Linked DNA regions of Homo sapiens: region 1 is linked to region 2. A link is a contact called in ENCODE Hi-C or POLR2A ChIA-PET data. All regions are on one chromosome and are shown on one strand. Each heading gives the region's core, a stretch centred on a gene start or an enhancer-like site at or near the end of the contact. The rest is flanking DNA. Distances are from core to core; before and after follow the strand shown.

Region 1 (5,300 bases), core at 474-2,973, 200 kb after region 2:
AAAACAGAGCCAAAGAAACATCCAGGTAGATACCACATCGCATTTGCTGGAGATTGCCATATTTTGGCAATACATCATAGTGGGTAAAGCATAAGAGTTTTAGATCCACACAACTATGTTTAAATCCCAGCTCTGCCACTTATGGACTGCATACCTCAAGCAAATTACTTAATCACTTTGAATATCAGTTCCCTAACCTGTTACCTGTGGATGATAAAGCTGAGTACCTACATCCTAGGGTTATTCTGATGATGGAATAAGGCAGTGTATTAAAGCATTTGGCACAGTGCCTCATGTATGATAATTGTGCAAATAAATGCTGGTTGCAATTATTAAATTGCATTTATTATTAATAGTTAAAAATTTCAAAACCCCTGAATGTTCTTTGGACAGGGGCAAAGCAGTTTTTGTTGGATCCCCAGTAAGAAGCAACCTCCTGTCCAATCAATGAATGTTATAGATCTGTTTCCATTCAACCAGCATTCCAGACATTCTGTAGACCATAAAATGAGCCACAGCTGAGCAGTACCCTAGGAAAGCTCTAATCCAGACCCACATACCTGAGCTGGCAGCCAGAATTCACGCTGATGTACTCATTCCCAATAATGGGTGCTTTTTCCATTTTTCCATTTCCTTTTTTTTTTCTTTTTGGTTTGCTTCTTTTGTGTATGTGCTGATAGAGTGGCTGGTTATTTGAAATAACTTTAACATTTGTTAGGCAACAAGAAACCAAATTTGGGATGATGTGTGCATGGTAATGAACTTACTAAACCCAAAGTACTCCCGTGTTCCTGTCCTGGGATAGGTGCAAGTTCGTCATGGCCCCTCAGATCTGGAGGCAACACAGAAAACTGAGTCACAAAATTACATTTTTTTTTTTCAGATGGACTCTCGCTCTGTTGTCCAGGCTGGAGTGCAGTGGCATGATCTCGGCTCACCGCAACCTCCACCTCCTGGGTTCAAGTGATTCTCCTGCCTCTCAGCCTCCTGAGTAGCTGGGATTACAGGTGCCCACCACCACGGTCATCTAATTTTTGTATTTTTAGTAGAGATGAGGTTTTGCCATGTTGGCCAGGCTGGTCTCGAACTCCTGACCTCATGTGATCCACTCGCCTCGGCCTCCCAAAGTGCTAGGATTACAGGTGTGAGCCACCGTGCCTGGCCTACAAAATTACATTTTCAGACTAGCAAGTGTATCTCTGGAAATCAAGTTATATTTTTGAAATCTTGCCACTTTCCACTAACTTTCATTTTTCTCCCACTCACAAACACCATCTTATGGAATTAATTTTCTATATAGAAATTTTTGCAGCCCAAATATCTGTACAGCCAACTGCTTGCTTCAAATATTTACCAAAGCTAGATTAATTTTTTAATGTGCTATTTCTGTCTGGAATATATCTAGACCAAGTCATTCATAGGAATCAATTTTTATTATAAGAATTATCATATTCTTGTCATATTGAAGATTTTGAATCAATTATCTTTTCCTTTCTATATATCCTAACCTACTCCCTCCCACTCAAAAAATTGTCATCTAAATTTTCCCAGGCCTAGACTTCATTTCCTCCCTCAGCCTGTCTTTTGTCCATTAATAGGTATTTCTTGTAGCCTATCCAGAAGGCATGTAGATTGGGACGATACACTGAGCAAACCACATTTCTTCACTATAGCAAAAAAGAAACCACAGTTGGTCATCATGGTGACTCACCCCAGGCTTCTACCGCCACACCCAAACCACACAATACTGCAAACTCTTTGGTTAGATTTAAGGCAGAAAATAAAGCCATCCTGCAAAGCAAGATTTTTATGTTCCAAGGTACGCCTAAGGTCACCTCTCTTTGGTGTTTGATTATAAAATAGTCTTGATCCTTCTTGTTGCAGATCACTTCACATTACATATTTATTGGTGTCAGGTTTGTTTTCATTTTTGTTTCTTTCCCTGCATTTGTTTCCAGCTCAGATTATTGTATAAAGAAATGTGCCATTTCTAAGAGGTTCTTCAATTGCCTGCAAGCCACAGTGTTTTTTTTTAATTAAGAAAAAGTGTCTCTTTGGATTTAATACTCAAAGTCATTTGGGGCACATGCAGAATCTTGATTCCTTTGAATCAATATATAAGAATTCACTAGTTTCTAGAAAGAAGAGTTAAGAGCATGCACCAGGGGCCATTTGGAATATCTGCCCGGCTCACCCCTGTTCCTCCTTTGGAGTAGAATTCCAGATCCCATCATGGCTCCCCATTGCTCTATCCCTCTTCTCCACAGCCCACAGTTGACTGGACCAATGGTAGACCTGACTTGAACTGACCCAAACGGGCAGGTTTTCTTTCCTCATTGGGAGGTGGGGACTGAGTAATGAAATTAAGATGAAGATAGAGGAAAAAACTTTCTGGGTGCTAAAAACCGTAACGTGAAGCATGTAGACCTGGGCTTCACTGTGGAAACTGAGGACCCGGAAAGTCAGCCCGCACAGGAAGAAAGAACAGGCCTGCCAGGGAAGCAGAGATAGGAGGAGACAGAAGAGGGCTGAGCTTCCTTACGACCTTCCACTTAATGAGCTGCACTCTCTAGTGAGGCCCAGTTGCACTCAAAAGGCTTTGGTTCTGGGACGTACGCTATAGCCTTCAAAATAATCTCCCCTCATTTTTGTTTTAACAGTACAAGTTGCTTTTTCTGTTATTTGTTAACCAAGAGTCTCAACCAATTCAGAAACTAAGCAGAATATGCATAGAGTATACAAATTGTTCTTAAGTAAAGTTCTCAGTAATTTTTCCAAACTTTTTTTCCCCGTGGTCCTCAGTAAGAAATACATTTTACATTGCAACTAGTACATATAAATGCACATGATTTGAACATGAAGTTTCATGGAACAATTCTTCATTATCTATGATCAGGTAAAAACAATGAATAATGTGAACTATGTTTTATTCATCTGTAAACACAAAGTGGAAACAAATCCAAAACAAACAATAAAAACTAAAAATTAGGAAATATTTTACTTAATGCTCCAGCTATCTTTGCCTGTTCATGTTTATTACAGTCTGAGACACATGAAGATAATGCTACCTGCATTTCTGGTGCACTGTTCAGCCAGATTTTTTTTGTTGTTTTAATTGGCTGAAGATTGAAAATCCCGATTTACACAAATAGGCTCTTGAGAATGTTAACAGTGGCAGCATATTCTGATATTCAACTTCTGTTCTACTTTATTCAAATTTCTTTTTTAAACTGTTGATGATGACTCACTAAATGTCATAACCAACTATTGTGCCCACAGTTTGAAAAACAGTAAGCCAGAATATATTGTTAAATTGCCTACTACTAAGATGAGCTAAGATAAGGCAAATGCATTGCAAGTATCTGCAGTAGATCCTTATTTGAGCTCAGACATCTGTCCTTTTTTAAAGCTCTCTAGAGGGGAATCCCAGTTTTTCATTCACTACTGCAGATCATTTGTAACAATTCTCTTTATGTGGAGAGCCATCTGCATTTGACTGCGGACTGCCATTCAAATCCATTTCTTCTTGTCCAGTTTTCAGAGAAGATAAAGAATAGGTACTCTAAAGCTTCTCTTTGCCTGGGTCTATCCTTCTCCCTGCCTTTTCCCTCTTATCCACAGAAAGCCAGCTTCCCAGCCACACTGGTCTCCCTACTGGACCATGCATGACCCGTGCATGCACTTTCCCTTTCCTGCATTTTTCCATGTTGCTGTTCTTCCGAGAGACATCTCCCATCTGGTTATCTAAATCCTGCACATTCTTCAAGTAGCAGGACATGTTTACCCACCATCAGGTCTTGCTCATCACTCTGCCCCACATCTTTTTTGTCCTTTTCTGATCACCTATAGGTCTTGAAAGGTTTCTATTCCATATTTATTGACACAGAAAAATATTCAGTATCCTCTTAGAAGGACAATGTATTTATAAAATAGCATGTACATTGTAGAGCTAAAGATAGAGCTATACATCAAGAAATTAACTAGATGTGAGCATTTGGGTAATTCTATTTTGGTTTTATTTTCCCAGTTTATGTTTTCTTAATGTTTCTTATATTTCTTAATGGTTCTTGCAATAAACACATAGTATACAATAAAAATAATAAAAGGAAAGTCTTAACTTTTGAGCTAGCTATGAAGGTCTTTTATCATGTGAGCCCTCCCCAAATTTAACACAAATATACATGGTCTTTATTTGTTCTCTTCTTGTGTGCTCAGCTTCCACTTCCAAATGTATTGCAATATTCTTGAAAATCCAGATGCCCCTTTTTTGTTTTTTCTTACTTTTCATTTTCCAATTTTGATATAACAGCAAGTTATTAATGAACTTACTCTTGATAACATCTGAGTGTAGTCAAGTAAAAGCTTATGCTGTGTATGTCTAGAAGATATTTGTGTTATATTTTACTTCCTTCAAACCACTGAAAACTCTGCAAATATTACTTCTCAGATTAAAATATAACATCGGAGAAAAAGAGAGTGCTTTGTTTTTGAAACTGGTAATATACAGTAGCTATGCACACTACACGTGAGGTTTTTTTGCTTTCATTATGTACTCCACAGTTTGGTTTTCTTAAGAAAAAGATATAGGAAGCATAAATGAGGAAAGTAGTGAAAGTGAAAGAAAGGTAAGAAAAAGAATTGAAAAAAGAAAATGGGCCGGGTGCGGTGGCTCACATCTGTAATCCCAGCACTTTGGGAGGCTGAGGCAGACAAATCAAAAGGTCAGGAGTTTGAGACCAGCTTGGCCAATATGGTGAAATCCTGTCTCTACTAAAAATACAAAAAAATTTAGCCAGGCATGGTGGTGCACACCTGTAATCCCAGCTACTTGGGAGGCTGAGGCAGGATAATTCCTTGAATCCGGGAGGCGCAGGTTGCAGTGAGCTGAGATCGCACCACTGCACTCCAGCTGGGCAACAGAGTGAGACTCCGTCTCAAAAAAAAAAAAAAAGAAAAGAAAAGAAAACGATAAGGAGAAAGGAGAGATACAAGGGAAGAGAAAAGAGAGAGGGGAAGAAGAAGAAAAAGGAAAAAAGGATAGTTAAGCAACAAGAATGAAAAAGGGGAAATTAAGTAGTATTTTTAAGGGGAAACAACAAATATTAGACTAAAACTACCACTAGAAAAATACAGAATAAGACTCATAGTTATTTATTTATTTATTTTGCTTTTCAGTCTTTCAAATACTTAAAGATAATTATTTTGGCCCCCAAATTCTTTTTTCTTTTCTTTCTAAAGAAGCCAAAATGAAATATTCCTTCGTCTTCTAAATATTGGGTTAAGATACAAGATAAAGATCT
Region 2 (5,716 bases), core at 2,165-4,664:
GTCTGTTGTTCAGTGTGTGTGTGTGTGTGTGTGTGTGTGTGTGTGTGTGTGTGTGTGTATGCATGTGGCAGGGCCTTGGTCTAACATAAGCTTCATCTTTTTCTTTTGGAATTGTAGCAACCAATATCATGCTTTGAAGGAGTAATCTTCAGAGCCAGGGTTCTTGGAACTGTTTTGTGATGTTGTTGGATTTGTGTTTGCCTGTGAATCAAGAACACAGGGAAGTTTTAAAGTGATGAGAATGACTTGCTGATGTTCCACACTGTTCCTCTTCCTTTTTCTCACTTTTATTCCTTTGCTGGGCTTCTATTCTGGACATGACATTTTAGCTACAGTAACTATCTATTTACATACCATGATTAATCTAACCTGGGGACTTCTCTGGGCTCTATAAAGGCAGCAGGTATAACAGGTGCAATGCTGATGGGGTGGAGGGCATTGTCATGCACTCTAACTTCAGTAATGAAGACAAATACTGTCACCCAAATTTAGGGCTCAGAGAAATCTTAGACACATTCAGTATTCTTTGGCATAAATCCCCAAGTTGAATGGCTGTCATTAATCACCAAGTAATTAGTTCAAGGTTATCGGGCACAATTAAAGTGAAGAATAATTTACAATTGGCCAGGCATGGTGGCTCACACCTGTAATTCCAGCACTTTGGGAGGCCAAGGCAGGCAGATCACTTGAGGCCTGGCCAACATGGTGAAACTCTGTCTCTACTAAAAATACAAAAATTAGGTGGGTATGGTGACGGGCACCTGTAATCCCAGCTATTCGGGAAGCTGAGGCAGGAGAATGACTTGAACCCAGGAAGCGGAGGTTGGAGTGAGCCAAGATAGCGCCACTGCACTCTAGCCTGGGCAACAGAGCGAAACTCCATCAAAAAAAAAAAAAAAAAGAAGAAGAACAAGGAGGAGAAGAATAATTTACAATTGTCAACAGTGACTCAATGTTTGCTGTAACCAAATTAATCAGATACAAAATTATCTCCCATTGTGGCTTAACAGCAAAACCATGCTGGTAGAATCCACGGTTCAGCCTCTTTGCCCCTGCAAGCTGCTGTTCATTGAGCTTGCTTTCTCAGGTCCCTGCCACTGCCCTTGCTATATGACCCATTTGGAACATATTTTGAAAACTTGATCTTCATTTTATCCTTTGCACATGATCCTTGGTATTTTCCCTCTGACCCTATTTCTTTTCTTTCTTACCCTCTACCCTGCCCCTAGGATCTGCCATAAAGGGCTGAACACAAAATATGTATGCTCAGTCAGAGTTAGAAAAGCCTGAATACAAAACAGGTTTTCTCACCCAATCTGTAGCTTTTAAATTTAAGGTTATTTTGAAAGTTAATGAGAAGTGATCCTTTATGATGGCTATGGTTCTATCCCTAACTCAAAAGCAAGAGGCATAGATTATAGAGTAGCAATTCAGCATATAGGCTCTGGAGGCAGACTGCCTAGATTTGAAACTCACATCTGTATTTCTTGGCTATGTAACCTTCGGAAAGTCACTTAATTTCTCCATGCTCAGTTTCCTTATCTTTAAAATGGGATTGATGATAATACCCATGCTTTATGTGGTTGCATTTGTAGTTTTTTATTTTTAGCTTTTTATTTTTTTATTAATTTTTATTAATTTTTAGTTTTGTATTTCATCACACAAAAGTACTGAGAGTTTTCTATGGGCAAGGCCTTGTTCTAGATGCTGAGGATAAAATTATCACAAGATGAAGTTCTTTCCTTCAAGATGATCACTTCTTAAGTACTTCACTTAACTAGGGGAAACAGTCAAACAAAAAGGCAACAATAACCCAGTGTGACATGTGTGTGCTAGGAGTAAGACAAGGTAAGAAGCTTTAAGAGCACATAGGATGCTAACCTAACCTGGCCCTGGGAGATCAGGGAAGGCTTCTTTGAAGAAGTGGCATTGATGCTGAGTCCTGAAAGATGAGAAGCAGTTAGCCTGGCAAAGAGTGGAGGTCACATCCTAAGCAAAGAGAAGAGCAGATGCAGAGGGCAGAGGCAGAAGAAAGTATAGGAGACATCTGGGGGAACAGCCAGGGGAGTAGTTCAGTGGAATGACTGTGGTGAGGCATGAACTTGAAAGGTCTACAAAGATGAGGCTCTGAGGTAGGAGCCCAACTGAGGGCATCAGGATGCAGAAAGCCAGACAGGCACCAGGGATCTGGAGAAGAGAAGAAGGGGATAAGTGGGTGGTCTGTGCCCACAAAGTCCAATAAGAGGGAGCAGACAGAGAACCAGCAGAAAAGTGAAATGCGTAAAATATTGATATTTGGATCAGAAAGCCAACAGTGCCAATTTGATATGGTATCAAGTGGGAGAGACCAGTGAAAACAGAGACCCAGTGACAACTATGCCGTAAGTAGGGAGAAGGAAAATGAACTGAGCATAATTGCAGGGGCCAGTCAGGGATCTATGGCCAAAGGCCAGTTAATGGGATGAGGACCCAAAGCCAGAGCAGAAGCAGCCAGAAACAGCAGGAGAATTGATATAAGTAATTACTGAGAACAGTGAACTAGCTCTAGCTCCATAAATGTTCTTAAGGACAGGATGACTGCCAAGATACGACGTAGGGTTTGAATTTGCTGGAAGGAAAGCAGAGGTTGGTGTCAAATAGCTCAAACAGCATTGTACTAAAACATACTTATATCTCAAAAATGCAAATAATTTGTTCCTTTCAAACTAATAGTCAAGTATTTGCTCTCTCTCTCTCTCTCTCTCTCTCTCTCTATATATATATATATATTTTTTTTTTTTTTTTTTTTTTTTTTTTTTTTGAGACGGAGTCTCACCCTGTCACCCAGGCTGGAGTGCAATGGTGCAATCTTGGCTCACTGCAATCTCCGCCTCCCGGGTTCAAATAATTCTCCTGCCTCAGCCTCCCGAGTAGCTAGGATTACAGGCATCTGCCACCACGTCCAGCTAATTTTTGTATTTTTAATACAGACGGGGTTTCACCACGTTAGCCAGGCTGGTCTCGAAGTCCTGACCTCATAATCTGCCCGCCTGGGCCTCCCTAAAGGGGTGGGATTACAGACATGAGCCACTGTGTCCGGCCTGCTCAAAATATATTTATAGGAAAGATCGACTATTGCATGTGACTAAAAGAGAATAATCTTTCTTCTGTGTGTCCCAGCAATTTGGTCGTGGCCACACACAGTCATTCCCAACATTGCAGTTAACAAGGCTCACACATACACATATGTGTGTGCATGTGTATGTGTGTATATACTTGCATAAATTATTTGAGAACTGAAAATTCCCTTCTCCTACATCTTTCTATTCCCTTTTACCTACAAGACCAACAGGGAGATGTCTTGGGACTCAGATTCACTCTTGACTGTGAAATCAGATCTAAAAATGACTCAGGCTGTCAAGTAAGTGGGAGAGAAGTGGAAATGATCCAACGGTGGCCAAAGTTCCGCTGCAATTGCCTCTGACGGTTAGCTAGTTTTCAAAATGCCATCGCCCTTTTCTTTGGAGCAAAGTTCCTGGTTTCTGTAAGTCATGGAAAGGAACAGACAGTCTTCACTGTAAAATCACAGAGTTCTATGCAATCGCTGGTGAAGCTCCACAGAGAATGTTCATCTGGTTCCACTGCTGCCCACCCACCTGGGTTTTTTTTCTTTTCTCCAAAGTTTTTCTGCTACAAAATTGTCTCCAGTGTGAGATATAGACAATGTATCCTGTGAAAGTAGTTTCAACAGAATCTCTGTTTACATTCTTAGAGCTCAATTTCATGGATATTTATTCAACTCTGCAACAATCTAGTCTTTTAGAACATTCCTTATCATTAATCGAAAGTGTTTTTTAATAGGAAATAAGGGTTACATTTGTTGTCATTATAATAATGATGCAATCATAGTCTGTTCTCCCATAATGTGTTTCTTTAATGTTAATTATCTCTACCATGACTGGTAAAGAGGAGGCTGAGGTCAGTGGAAGTTATGTGGGTTTATGCAATTTCCCCCAACATGCTAATGTTTTAAACCCATTATAGTCAAGCTTTCTTACTAATAGAGAAAAAACTTCATAATATATTAAGACTTTAAGATAAAACCTATATAATCTGCAGAAATGCCTTTCATTTGTGTAAAATGTGACTTATTTAGTGGTTTGAAAAACTGCTAGATTTTCTATATGTTAAGCTCTTTGGGGAGTTTCAAGAAAAGATGAAGCCTGAAGATATTTCTCTCATGTTAAAAAGAAAATTAATGATTAAAAAGGCTACCCTTGGATAGTATTTTAAGTTTTGGTTAAACTTCTTTCTATAGAAGTGACTGTTTCAAGGACATTCATTTTAAAAGAAAAATAAAGCATGACTCCATGGTAAAAGGCCACAAGGGTTGGAATGACTGAAATTTTATGGCAAATGCCCATGGAAATTGAACCATAATAGCATAATTTCTTATTAGGATTCTAACTGTTTGTGTTAGAGTCTTGATTTCAAACCTGTATTGGATTTAAATATCTTATTATTAATGCATTTTTCCCAAAGACCCTATTATTTTTAGTGTGCAATTTTTCCAAAATGTGAAGTTTTCTGGGGACACACATGGTATCATTGTAAGATGCCTATACTTGGCATTTGAACAAATAAGACAAAAATAAAAATTAAGAGTGCTCAGAGGTTTTTTTTTTGTTGTTTGTTTGTTTTTTCACATTGGCCTTCAATGATTTGAGTGCATAGACCTGCTCAAAGTGATTCATTTATACATCCAAGTTAAATTATGGACTGCAGACCAGTTCAAGTATGTTTACATACTTGAGGTATCTATTGAATCATAAACATAGTACTAATTTGCAACATTGACTGCAGTCTCATAATGACATTTGCCAGATAGACACTGCTAAGTGGTGTCTTTGCATGATCATCTCATTTGATTCTCATAAGAGATTTAGGAGGTTGATACTATTATCCATATTTTATAGATAAGGAAACTAAAGTAATTAGCTCGATAACATAGCTGTGTGTGTGTGTGTTTGTGTTTATTCAAGATTTGGGAGGGAAGGCAATGGTTAGAACAAGGTTATTTGACTCAGAACAAAGTCAGAAATGGCTGCATTCACAGATTTCTTTCACTGAGGTGACATCTTTCAAAACCCATCTTTTACCTGTCCTTTATAAATGAATGTTTCTTCCTCTGTGGGCACAAATGCAATTGCTATCACTGTTAAGAGCATGTATTATTTTGTTCACTTTTCTAAGGTGCAGAAAAGTCCTCATGCTTCTTTTTTTTTTTTTAGAACTTTTAAATAGCCTAAGGTTGATTGATCATACTTGTAACTGTGTCTTCTACTACCTTAGGTACTCGCTCACAAAACACATTTAAAATACTACATGAAGTGGGTGATCTTTCCAAAGCCACAGTTCACTGTGAGTTCCAAATTCTCATCTGCCACTGGCCTGTGTGCAAAATGAGTTTTGCCTTTTTAAGTTTGTTCCCTATTCTATGATGTGAATAAATACACATCATAAAACCCTTCCTGGGAGAAGATGAGTTCATTGAGCCAAATTAAGTTGATTGTAGCTGTCCTCTTACCTAAGAGCTGCTTTTATATCTCCCAGTTCTAGACATTTGTTCATCTGTACACACTTCTAACTAGAGATAAGTATATAAGGCATTGATATTGACTTTTGGAATAATGCTTTTGAAGTCGGTAGTGTACCTAAGGCAGGTTTGGCCTCTCTG

Evidence for each region. Hi-C counts contacts between places; a loop is a spot of excess contacts on that map. ChIA-PET counts read pairs that join two places held with the same protein, here RNA polymerase II (POLR2A). Pooled maps may share reads with other maps.
Region 1: a loop to region 2 is called in a pooled map, with 2.0 times the contacts of the local background. The contact joins two enhancer-like sites. A Hi-C loop is called at or near these places in 6 of 50 pooled maps. POLR2A ChIA-PET finds 5 or more read pairs at or near these places in 2 of 52 experiments (PC-9 and activated CD8-positive, alpha-beta memory T cell).

The regions. Positions count from the first base shown.
Region 1 is chr5:96,653,679-96,658,978 of GRCh38, reverse strand. It overlaps a transcript of CAST not described here. Among named protein-coding and RNA genes, the nearest start is that of CAST, 6.0 kb to the left of the region's middle. RefSeq lists an enhancer at 1,036-2,235. Within about 2 kb of position 1,723, at least 5 of the 41 ENCODE cell types and tissues checked have a DNase peak (open chromatin) inside an H3K27ac peak, as active enhancers do.
Region 2 is chr5:96,853,403-96,859,118 of GRCh38, reverse strand. It overlaps a transcript of ERAP1 not described here. Among named protein-coding and RNA genes, the nearest start is that of ERAP2, 20 kb to the left of the region's middle. Within about 2 kb of position 3,414, at least 5 of the 41 ENCODE cell types and tissues checked have a DNase peak (open chromatin) inside an H3K27ac peak, as active enhancers do.